Regions from separate parts of the Mus musculus genome. Here region 2 is linked to region 1. A link is a loop called in an ENCODE intact Hi-C map of the cell type or tissue named here. Cell type or tissue: left cerebral cortex. All regions are shown on one strand. Links, peaks and the distances in the headings refer to the core of each region. The heading gives the core; the rest is flanking DNA.

Region 1 (5,381 bases), core at 205-5,204:
GCTTCCCATGCTGCCTGGGACCCTAAGTTCAAATGCCCAGAGCCTGTGTAAAAGCAGGTTGCATTGCTTCTGCATCTGTAATCCCAGTATTCTTAAAGGAAGATGGGAGCCGCCAGGAGAATCTGTGGATGGTCATGGTCGTCTAGCCTGGCATACACGGCAGAAAACAGCTAAGGGCCTTTGTTCTCCAACAGGGTGAAGATGGTGATTCCTGAGGTTGTTCTCTGACCCCTCCATCACACACAGACACACACACACAGACACACACAGACACACACACACACACACACACACAGACACACACACACACACAGACACACACACTCACACACACACACTCATATACAGAAGAAACATTTGAGCTGGTCCTTGAACCGTGGCAGGATTTTGGTAGGAAAAAACCCTGCCAGGTGGCCAGACAGAGTGAGCAAAGGCCCAGACTTAGCTCTGCCTTACGGCCACGTTAACAGAGGTTGCTGAGGAGGCTGTGGTATTGGGTTAGGATTCTTCCTGTTCTGTCCTTAGATCCCTCATTCCAAATGAATATTGACTGACTCTCCACAGTAAAGAAACCCCCAGCTGTCCTTTTCACCTTCCAAGTTTGTATTCATTATGTGCTTGTTATGGGCCCACACAGGACACAAACCTGAAAGTATATTGTAGTAGCTTTGACCTGTTGGAGTAAATTACCACACAGCTTAAATCAACAAAAATTATCCTCTCACAGGTCTGGCTTTGGACATGGAAATCTACACTTTGTCTGGGGCTTCTGGCTCTGAGCACACTTCCTGGTGATTGGCAGCCTTAGGCTACAGCCACATCACTGCAGTCTCTCTCCAGCTTCCCGGTTTCTCTTCTGGGCTTTCATTGCTGCTCTTACATCCCTGTGAATTCCCTTGCCTCTCTAGAAGGCTGCTGTGATTCATTTGGGCTAGTCTGTTAATAGAAGGCTGGCTGTCCCTGTATTGCTCTATCTCCTTTTCCTAATAAGGTAATATTTACAAAGTCTGGGGATCAGGACCTGATGCGTTTGGGTAACTATGTCAGAAATCACACAAAGTGACTTGAACACACTGTCTTGCTTGCTGTCTCATCCTCAGCAGTCTAGCTACCAGCAGGGAAGCCATTGGTAGGGAGTGTGTGCATGTTCGTGTGTGCACGTGAATGTGCATGTGCATGCATGCATGCATGTGTGTGTGTGTGTGGTGTGTGTGTGTGTGGTGTGTGTGTGTGTGTGTGTGTGTGTGTGTGTGTGTGTGTGTGTGTTGCTCTTTGCTGGAAAGTGAGGCAGAGCAGCCCACCAACAGACTACAGTAGGAGGAGAGCTATGATTTTTCTACGTGTGAGAGAACAGATGGTGGCGGCCAGCCGAGGAGAGAGTCAACCAGCTCAGCCTTGATGGAGCAGGGAGGTTTTCTTCACGGGAAGGTGGAGTCACTTCCGCTGGGTTCAGATGCTGCTCACACTCTACACAGAGAGAGTTTGATAAATACATTCGGCGGAGTATTTGTACACAGTAGAGTAAAAGCGGCTGTAGGCTGCGCAGGACTTCTGGAAAGCAATTGTGTAGCCTTTATATTAGTGCTGCTGTTTGGCTTTTCATGTAACTAGTTTGAAAACAGTGGCTCTCAACCTTCCTAGTGCTGCGACTCTAACACAGTTCCTTGTGTTGTGGTGACCCCCATCCATACAATTATTTTTATTGCTACTTGATATTGTAATTTCTACTGTTATGAATTATAATATAAATACCTGTGTTTTCAATGATCTCAGGCAACCCCCAAGGGGGTTGTGCCCTACAGGTTGGGAGCCATTGTTTTAAAAGGATCATTTCTTATAGTCAGGCATAGAGAGAGTGTGTGGAAAAACCTAGGAGCAGCTTCTGGGTCCCAACAGGAACATTTCCTCTCTGCTTAGATGGGACTGTTTTCAGGAGCGGGCCAGTACATTCACATGTAGCTTATGTGGAGGCTGTTGTCCCCGTATTTGCTTGATGTTTGAACTTGACACCGCTGGTAGCTTTCTAACCCTGCCAAGAGGGGTCCCACAGTGGGTCCACAGATGTTTTGAGTGCCTTTTGTTGAAAATAATAATAATTTGGGGAAGGGTCTCTGGATAGCGTAGACAGCATATTTTAACTCCATACAAAGAGCTTTTGTTATGCTGCTGACACCGACTGCGTCACACTTATTCATTAGCATCCAAAACTTACCTGAAAATAACTTTATAGACTCTTAACACTGCAGAAAATGGGCAGGCAGAATATGGCATTGAGGCTGGAAACCATAATCTAGTTAGTTTTAAAATAAGCCTGTTTTACTCTAGTGGTGGTGACTGCTCTTGTCGAGTGAGACAAATTCTCATCGCTGCTTTTACATCTGACTCACATGGCGTGAATGTGTGTGGAGGGTTTACTGTGTCTTCTCTGTGTGGCCACCATGGCTGGCTGTACAGCCGCTTCCCTGGACTGGGTCCCAGTGTGCTGGCTGCTGCTTTGTGCTATGCTCAGCAGGGGGCGCTGTCCCTGACTTCCCAGGCTTGTTAGGCTTTGAGAGACTTGGAAGTGTTGAGTCTACAGCATTCAAGAAGCCCAAGTCCTCTTTCCTGAAAGGAGAACAGAGCCCCCTTACATAAAGCTTCTGCGGCTCTTCCTGTCGGTTTGTTCGTCCTGTCTTTTCATCCCAATAATAATGTCATGTTTACAGCTGCCATTTAAAAAAAATTCCAGCTTGAGTTTCTCAGCCGTTCCCCTTTCACAGTGATGTCCAGTATGAGAGATGTGGGCTTAGAGGCGGGAATACTGGGCTTACACTCCCATCTCCAAGGACTGAAGTGAAGCCAGGAGTCAGAGCATACACAAAGCCTTACTCTGTGGCAGCAGTCAGGGGTCATTTTCTAGTAGGTTTTCTGACTTAGCGTTTCTTGTCCTTTGCCAACGCTTATCCCATGACAACTGGGATAGCCATAGAACGTTCTGTGCTCAAGAATTTCGACCCACCATGTGCAACAGCTTACAGTAGATTTTATTCTGTGTGCTATTGTTCATTTGTCATAACTTACTCTTCAAGATATTGTCAGGAGGTTTTTGAATTAGTGTAAAAACATAAATACTATGTGTACGCACCCAAAATATAGGAAAACTAGAAATAGTGTCTGAAACTAGGGATCAAGTGCCATGTCAGAATGCCACATTTTGCTCTGACAGTCATGGTGGTAAAGGCCAAGGGCAGATTAAGCACCACACACATACAAACACACACACACACACAAATGCACACACACACCACGCATATACACCATACATACACACATACAAACATCACACATACATACCATGCACAACACACACACACTGCATACACACATATATACTACACACACACACCATACACACCACATACATATACCACACACACATATACACACACACACACCACATACACACCATAGATGTGCAATATATACACATCTTTAGGTGATAAATGACACATCTATATAAAAGCATCTTATTTCAGCATTTAGAACGTTGAAGGGGTCAGCTACAGATTTTATCCTGTACTTTCTAAAGCCAAATGGATTTGCCATTGAAGTTAGTGAGGATGCACACGTGCAGCCTTTGGAACAGAAGGCTCACTGCGTATAACTTGTGGATAATTTCTTAATTCTGTACATGAGCATTTTACGTCTGAGCAGTCCTCACCCACATCACTCAGCACGGGCAACACTGAGGTAGTGTGTTCAGTGGAGAGGCCGTTGCCATTAAAACGAGCTGTGTGGTTCGGTGCCTTCCAGATTTCTGAAATACGAAGTGTAAGGAACTCCCATCTGGAAAATGACTTCATACCCACTCATAAAAGAAGAAAGCTTATTTTTCATGCATGTTAACATAAAATTAAAATTTATATTGGTAACAGTCAAACGTTTAGTCTTAGAGTTCTAGTGCCATATTTTCTTATGTTCCTAGTCGCTGTTTTTTCATGAAATATTGAAATTAGAAAGTGGCTCTGGTCTTCCTGCCTTACAGAAGGCACAGTGCTGTGTGGACACCTGTCTTTTTTTTTTAAGATTTATTTATTGTATATGAATACACTGTAGCTGTCTTTAGACACACCAGAAAAGGGCATCAGATCTCATCACAGATGGTTGTGAGCCACCATGTGGTTGCTGAGAATCGAACTCAGGACCTCTGGAAGAGCAGTCAGTGCTCTTAACTGCTTAGCCATCTCTCCAGCCCTGTGGACACCATCTTTACTGTCATTGCCTAGAGTGGAATCAGTACAGTTACAATGAGCCCTTCTGAGCATGCTCAGAAGCCAGTTTCTGTAGGGGCTTGGCAAAGAGATATACACTAGTGGCCTGTCCCATCCCGGGGGCTAAGTAGGCAAGTGTGGTTGTCCTTCCTGTGCTGAGAGACATGTCTCCCTTGGCATCAGAAATGAAGGCTATGGTGTACCGTCCTCCAGGCTTTGATGGCAGAGCAGAAGGTTCTGTGGTTTTTATGTCCCTCTCTCCACCCTTTATTTGACAGGAGCATCTGATTGAGAACGAAGTGTCAATCCTGCGCCGAGTGAAGCACCCCAACATCATCATGTTGGTTGAAGAGATGGAAACAGCAACTGACCTCTTTCTAGTGATGGAACTGGTCAAAGTAAGGATGGGCGGGCTCACTGGTGTCCAAGGTCAAAGTAAGGATGGGCGGGCTCAATGGTGTCTAAGGTCAAAGTAAGGATGGGCGGGCTCACTGGTGTCCAAGGTCAAAGTAAGGATGGGTGGGCTCACTGGTGTCCAAGGTCAAAGTAAGGATGGGCGGGCTCACTGGTGTCCAAGGTCAAAGTAAGGATGGGTGGGCTCACTGGTGTCAAATCTCAGAGCATGCAACAATTCTGAGGAACCTTGCCAGAAAAGGATCCTACAGCCTCTTAACCTTTGCTACTCAAACACATCAGTTTCTTTATCTTCTGCAAACTGATGTGACACCCTTCTTATTTCAGAGGACCGAACTGTAGACATTTCGATGCATCTCTTTCCTTATCCTGTAGGGTGGAGATCTCTTTGATGCGATTACCTCTTCAACCAAGTACACTGAGAGAGATGGAAGCGCCATGGTGTACAACCTAGCCAATGCCCTCCGGTACCTGCACAGCCTCAGCATCGTCCACAGGGACATCAAGCCTGAGAATCTGCTGGTGTGTTAGCAATCTCTGCTGTTCTTTTAAATGATTGCAGTGCTATGGAGACATCACAGCACAGAATAACAGGGTACAAACCAATACCACAGTGGTAAACAGAGAGCACACGAAAGGGACTTGAGAAAAGCCAGCAAGTTCAAGTTGGTTGGGGTGTTTTGCATGCACACATAAAACCCTAATGGGCATCTTGAA
Region 2 (5,381 bases), core at 165-5,164, 63 kb before region 1:
CTCTTTGTCTTTGAATTGTATTCAATAAACCAATTCTATACCAGCTCTCAGAGGCTGGCTAGAGATGGAAATGAGGTGACTCAGAGACTCTCAAAGTGGTAATGAATTGTCTTAACATCCTCGCCTAAGACAGAAGGACTCACATTACACACTATTACAGATCAAATAAAACTTCACAATTTTGAATATATCTTCTATGTTAAAAGCATTCTCTAGCCAGGCGGTGGTGGTACAAGCCTTTAATCCCAGCACTTGGGAGGCAGAGGCAGGTAGATTTCTGAGTTCGAGGCCAGGAAACCCTGTGTGTGTGGGGGGGAAGCATTCCCCTCTCTCTCTCTCTCTCTCTCTCTCTCTCTCTCTCTCTCTCTCTCTCTCTGTGTGTGTGTGTGTGTGTGTGTGTGTGTTTGGGATGCCATAGTCAGAGGACACACTAATGCAGTCCTTTCTTTCTGTCTACATTTATGTCAGTCCTGGTTGTTGGCTTCAGTGGCCAGGCTTGCACGGCTCCCTAGCCCAGCCTGCTGATTATTACCCAGAGCCCATTTGACAAAGACATTTTGACAAAACCCACACTAATTTTGTTCACAAATCTTACATATACTGACTTCTCAGAAACAGAAGGGGATCTTTCCCTATCCAGTGTTAGCAAATGAGAAGGTTAGCAAAGTGTGCTTGGGAATGAAAGACAGAAGATGAAGAAAAAAATATATAGAGAGAGGGAGAATGAGTGTGTGTGGGCACATGTGCTTGTGATGAGAAGGCGCACACACTTACTGAAGTGTGCGAGTGGAAGTCAGAGGTCAACCTCAGGGTTTGTTTTTGCTTTCCTCTTGAGGTGTGTGTGTGTGTGTGTCTTGTTCACAGTTGAGTTTGCCAGGCTGTCTGACCTGTGAGTTATCCTTGTGTTCTGCCTCTCATTTTACCATCCATGTGCTTGGATTACAGAAACATCCTCCTCAGCGTTATGTGGGTTCTGGGAATCTTGTAGTACTGTGCCTATGGGGCCATCTTCCCAGCCCTGAGAATATCTGATAGGTGTTCTGCATGACCTCCCTATTGCAGAAAAGTCATAGATCCCTTCCTTCCTTTGTATGCAGCAGTTGAACGTTTAATTTTTTTGAATTCATTGGCATCAAAATAATTTTTATACAACGTATTTTTTATTGGATATTTTCTTTATTTACATTTGAAATGTCCTCTTTCCCGGTTTCCCTCCCTCCCAGAAACACCCTATCACATCCTCCCTCCAACTGCTTCTATGAGGGTGTTCCTATACAATGTATTTTAATCATATTTTTATCTTCAACTTCTCTCTACTTCCCTATACACCCAACTTCATGTGCTTTCTATAAATAAATAAATAAATCCAATCAAACAATAAAAACCCCAAAAGACAAAACAAAACCCCAAAACCAAACAAAAAACCAAAACATAACAAAAGAACACGATAAAAACTAGGGAGGCCTGACACCAGATGTCTCTGGGAGAGCCAAACAAAACAAAAACAAGAAGAGCAGACACAAAACCATGGAGTCCATTTTGTATTGGCCCAACTACTCCTGAGTATAGGGCCTGTCCCTGGAGCATAAAAACATCTGGTTTAAGGCAGAGTGCTCCAGAATCTGACATGCTCTGCATATTGTCCGGCTGTGGCTCTGTATGTTAGTCGCCATTTACTGCAAGGAGACGCGTTTCTGAGGAGGACTGGGCAAGGCACTGTCTGTGGGGATAGCACGATGCCATTAAGAACCATTTTACTGCTGAGTTCCTTTAGCAGAACAGTAGTGGTGGGTTTCCCCTAGGGCCCAGGCCATGTCTAGTCTCAGACTCCTGGTCTCGTTAGCAATGTTAGGAATGGGTTCCATCTCATGGAGTGGGCCTTGAATCCACTTTGTAAGAAATGGCTGGTTACTCACATGATATTGGCACCGATATCATAATCGGTTACCTTGTAGGGAGGTCACTGTTGTAGTTGGGTAGTATTGCTGATGCTATTGCTTCTCTAATACTGTGTATAGTACCTTCCAATACCATGGATGCAAGGCAGGGGGCACCTTCCTGTTTTGATTAAGAGGATGTGCTGCACTGAAAGCGTTTGAAGCCTAACCTGGGATGACGTCAGTGTGTTGTGTTTAGTCATTCAGAATCGGGTTTTTTTTTTTCTGTGAAATAAAGACAGTTGCCCTTTTCATCTGATCTAGCCTCATGGGACATCTGTTAAGTGAGCAATTACACTTGTACCGTTTTTAATTCAGCACTATGCTTGTATCTGATCAATGCAGCATTTGTCATTTCAGAAACACTGAAGTAAATTTTGTGGGCCATTCCCCTGGAGCCTGATGCTTCTATTTATGCAGGGCTTAATGCTCTCTTGCTGGGCAGTAGCACTTTGGGACACATTGTTCAGGGCTATTCCTTCCATCTCTTACTTAAAGTATCTCCAAAGTGCAGGGAAATTATAGTTAACAGACTAATAGTCAGTTGCCTCCATCTTGGCCTTTGTTGTCTGGTGAACTACTGGCCAGTAATGAGCTTAGAATTTCTTTATGTCCTGTGGAGTCCCATTTGGGAACTTTCTGCAGCTGAAGTAAAGGACAGCTGAGCGACCAAGCTGCCCCTCCTCCCGTTCCCAGCAGCAGAACTGTGGGTGTACAGCCTTCCTGGCTCCAGCAGCCTCCCAGGCTTCCAGGGAAGAGTTGACTCTCTAGAGCCTGGCACCCACTACCTTGCTTACCATCGGCTCTCCCAGAGACATCTGGTATCAGGCCTCCCTAGTTTTTATCTTGTTCTTTTGTTTTGTTTTGTTTTCAGCAGACCTTTCTATAACATGAAAAAAGCTTCCCAAAGGAGTTGTTTATCCCTATGGGTCTCACAAAACTCCCAAACTATGTAGGAGGAGGGAAAGCATTGTGTACCTCAATTTTACAACCTTCTTTCTGAAAAAGGCAACTCACAGAAAGAACTCAACAGAATGATTCCCAGGCCTGAGGAGGCATCTGGGTAAAGTTATTTTAAGAGCTTCATGCTTCACGTTTGGGTGACCCAAAGTGTAGACCTGTTTGCTGCTTTGGAGGCCACTGCCTTCCCTGTGGTCCTGGCATTCCTTTCTACATAAGGACTGTTGGATGAATTCCTTTAGAAATCTAGGAGTTAGTTAGCTTTATTTAGTTCCCCAGCAAGGTTATAATGTAAAGTATGTCTCTAGGTAAGACTTGAAGAGTTCTGGTTGGGTTTTCCTGTAGTTTCTGTCTCTCTGCTGTTGCTAGATTAGTATTGAACTTAAGAGCTGAAGGCTCTTCCCGCCTCAGCATCCCGTGTGCCCACTAGGGCCCTTGTTAAAAATGGACAGATGATGAGCCACTCTGCATAAACTAAGGCTTTGTAAAACAGCTCCCTCATTTCACACATTTTGCTGCAGTTTGGACATATACACCAAATTGTTCACTGAACTATAGAAAAGTATTCAGATGAAAGCCAAGGTTTGTTGACTTTGCAAGAATAAGAGGAAAGCCAGGTGTGGCGGCACACACCTTTACCTGTGCACAGGAGACTGAGGTGGGGGATCTCTGAGATGAAGGCACATTTTGTATGCACATATTTGTGGAAAGCCAAGAATACATAGCTAGAGCCTGTTAAATCAACAACTGTAGTGAAAACAAAGCAAAATAAAAAGCCAGCAAGTACACACACACACACACACACACACACACAAACACACACACACATATACACGAATTAAGGGGGGGACGCAAAGAAAATAGTGAGAACAGCAGCCACAAAATTTGGGTTCTATGAACCTTTGAGATCATAACTTTTAATTAAGAAGTAAAGAAGGATGAAAAAAAAACATACTTGTAAAATATTTCTTTTTAAAAAGTGATGTGCAGAACAGAGGGAACAAAGGCCCAGTAACTGATCTTGCACAATGAATTCTTGCCAAAGCAGACACTGAATGGTGAGACTGGTGAACCAACACAATCAACAGTTAAGGTACCACTAAAAATACTTCTTCTCCAAGAGTAGAAATGAAAGCCTTCCTCTTTTACTAAGACTCTTACTTTGCTTCTGTCTGAATATTTGAAATTGAGCTTTAAATAGAACAAACCTAAGGTTGATATGATCTCTGTGTCTGGGAGAAGACGGAGTGATGAGTTTGGGGATTGCTTTAGGCAGCTAAGTGCTACAGGGACAAAGGCGTGACTCATTTTATTGAAGGGACCGTCCCTGTGTTCACAGGTTGGAACCCTTTAAGCAGAGCCTTGATAAGGAAGACTATACAGTTGGAGAAGGAGGACAGAGAACTGGAGGAGGTCCAAGCAGAGGCTTTGCAGTATGTGGATGTTCCTGGAATACTTGGCAGTCATTTAGAAGCCCCCAGTGCTGTGTGTGCTCTGTGTGTCTGTGTGGAGGATGGGGAGGCAGAGTTGGTATTAGGAGATGAGTCACTTTTGAGAGGCCATAATTAGATGGTAAGAGGCCTCCTGTGCCACACTTAAGGCAAAGAGAAACCACCAGAGAACCTGATCTAATCCCATAACCCTGCTCACTAGGTTGGAGCAGTGTACAACCTGCCAGCCTTCACACCTGCTCTGCGTCATCCTCCCCTTGGCAAACTCTGACGCACCTGTGAAGTCTCTGTTAAGGACAGTTTTGTTAAAAAACAAAACAAAACACAACACCCAGAAAATGGTCTAGGCTGTTGTGAGTGGAGATCAGAGGCATCTGTTGACCACGGCTTAGTCCGGCTATATCAGCTTTATTAGAAAATCTGCCCGCTAGCCTTCTCAGCGTGTTTCCTTGGTTGTTCTTTCCACTGTTGGCCTCTGATAGCATCTGAGCTACTGCACCATAGTTTCAGGTTCCAATTCATCTCTCCAAGTCATTTCCAAGCGGACACAGGCAACATAGTGTAATTTCAAAATCAAACCATAATTGGAAACTCAGTGCTCCTTTGGTGTGGGTCCCAGATCATTCTGGGCCAGATGGAGGGGAAGGGATTCCAGGGAGAAGGTGTTTGGATACTTACGATGGTGTGTTTAAGGGGAGAGGTGAACATAAGAAAACCAAGGCCAGTGCTGCCTCTAAAGGGAGCACTGAACACGGAGGTTGGTAAGTACCTGAAGCTCTTACCAAATAAAGAACATCGAGGACAAAAATGTTGGACTCAGTTTATTGAAAGATGTTGGTTTTAAACAAAATCTCAATCATTAGATTTTTACTAATAAAGACTTAAGAGCCAGATGCTGGTGTGAATACCTGCTAGCTCAGAGAGGCAGAAAAGGCAGCCAGCTGACCTTCCTCCACAGCTGACATCCCAAAAGGAAAAGGAAGTTCTTCTCCACGAAGTCTCAATTGAATATCCTCCCTTCAAACTGAATATC

What was found. Hi-C counts contacts between places; a loop is a spot of excess contacts. Peaks named below come from ENCODE experiments on the same cell type or tissue, not always from the same donor. Only the 100,000 strongest peaks of a DNase experiment are listed, where the experiment ranks them.
Region 2: it touches region 1 in a loop (2.3-fold over the local background); 1 of 42 quality-filtered maps calls a loop at or near these places.

Annotation. Positions count from the first base shown.
Region 1 is chr3:86,805,389-86,810,769 of GRCm38, reverse strand. It overlaps Dclk2 (doublecortin-like kinase 2), which reads left to right. Exons shown (of 16, transcript NM_027539.5): 9 at 4,529-4,648; 10 at 5,040-5,186. Among named protein-coding and RNA genes, the nearest start is that of Gm46810, 23 kb to the left of the region's middle. In left cerebral cortex, for the core only: a CTCF peak has its summit at 2,501 (motif pointing right); DNase peaks (open chromatin) are centred at 1,361, 2,465 and 3,754.
Region 2 is chr3:86,867,865-86,873,245 of GRCm38, reverse strand. The region is part of intron 2 of Dclk2 (doublecortin-like kinase 2); the gene reads left to right. Among named protein-coding and RNA genes, the nearest start is that of Gm46810, 40 kb to the right of the region's middle. In left cerebral cortex, for the core only: a CTCF peak has its summit at 2,059; DNase peaks (open chromatin) are centred at 2,125, 2,675 and 4,319; H3K27ac peaks cover 1,717 bases.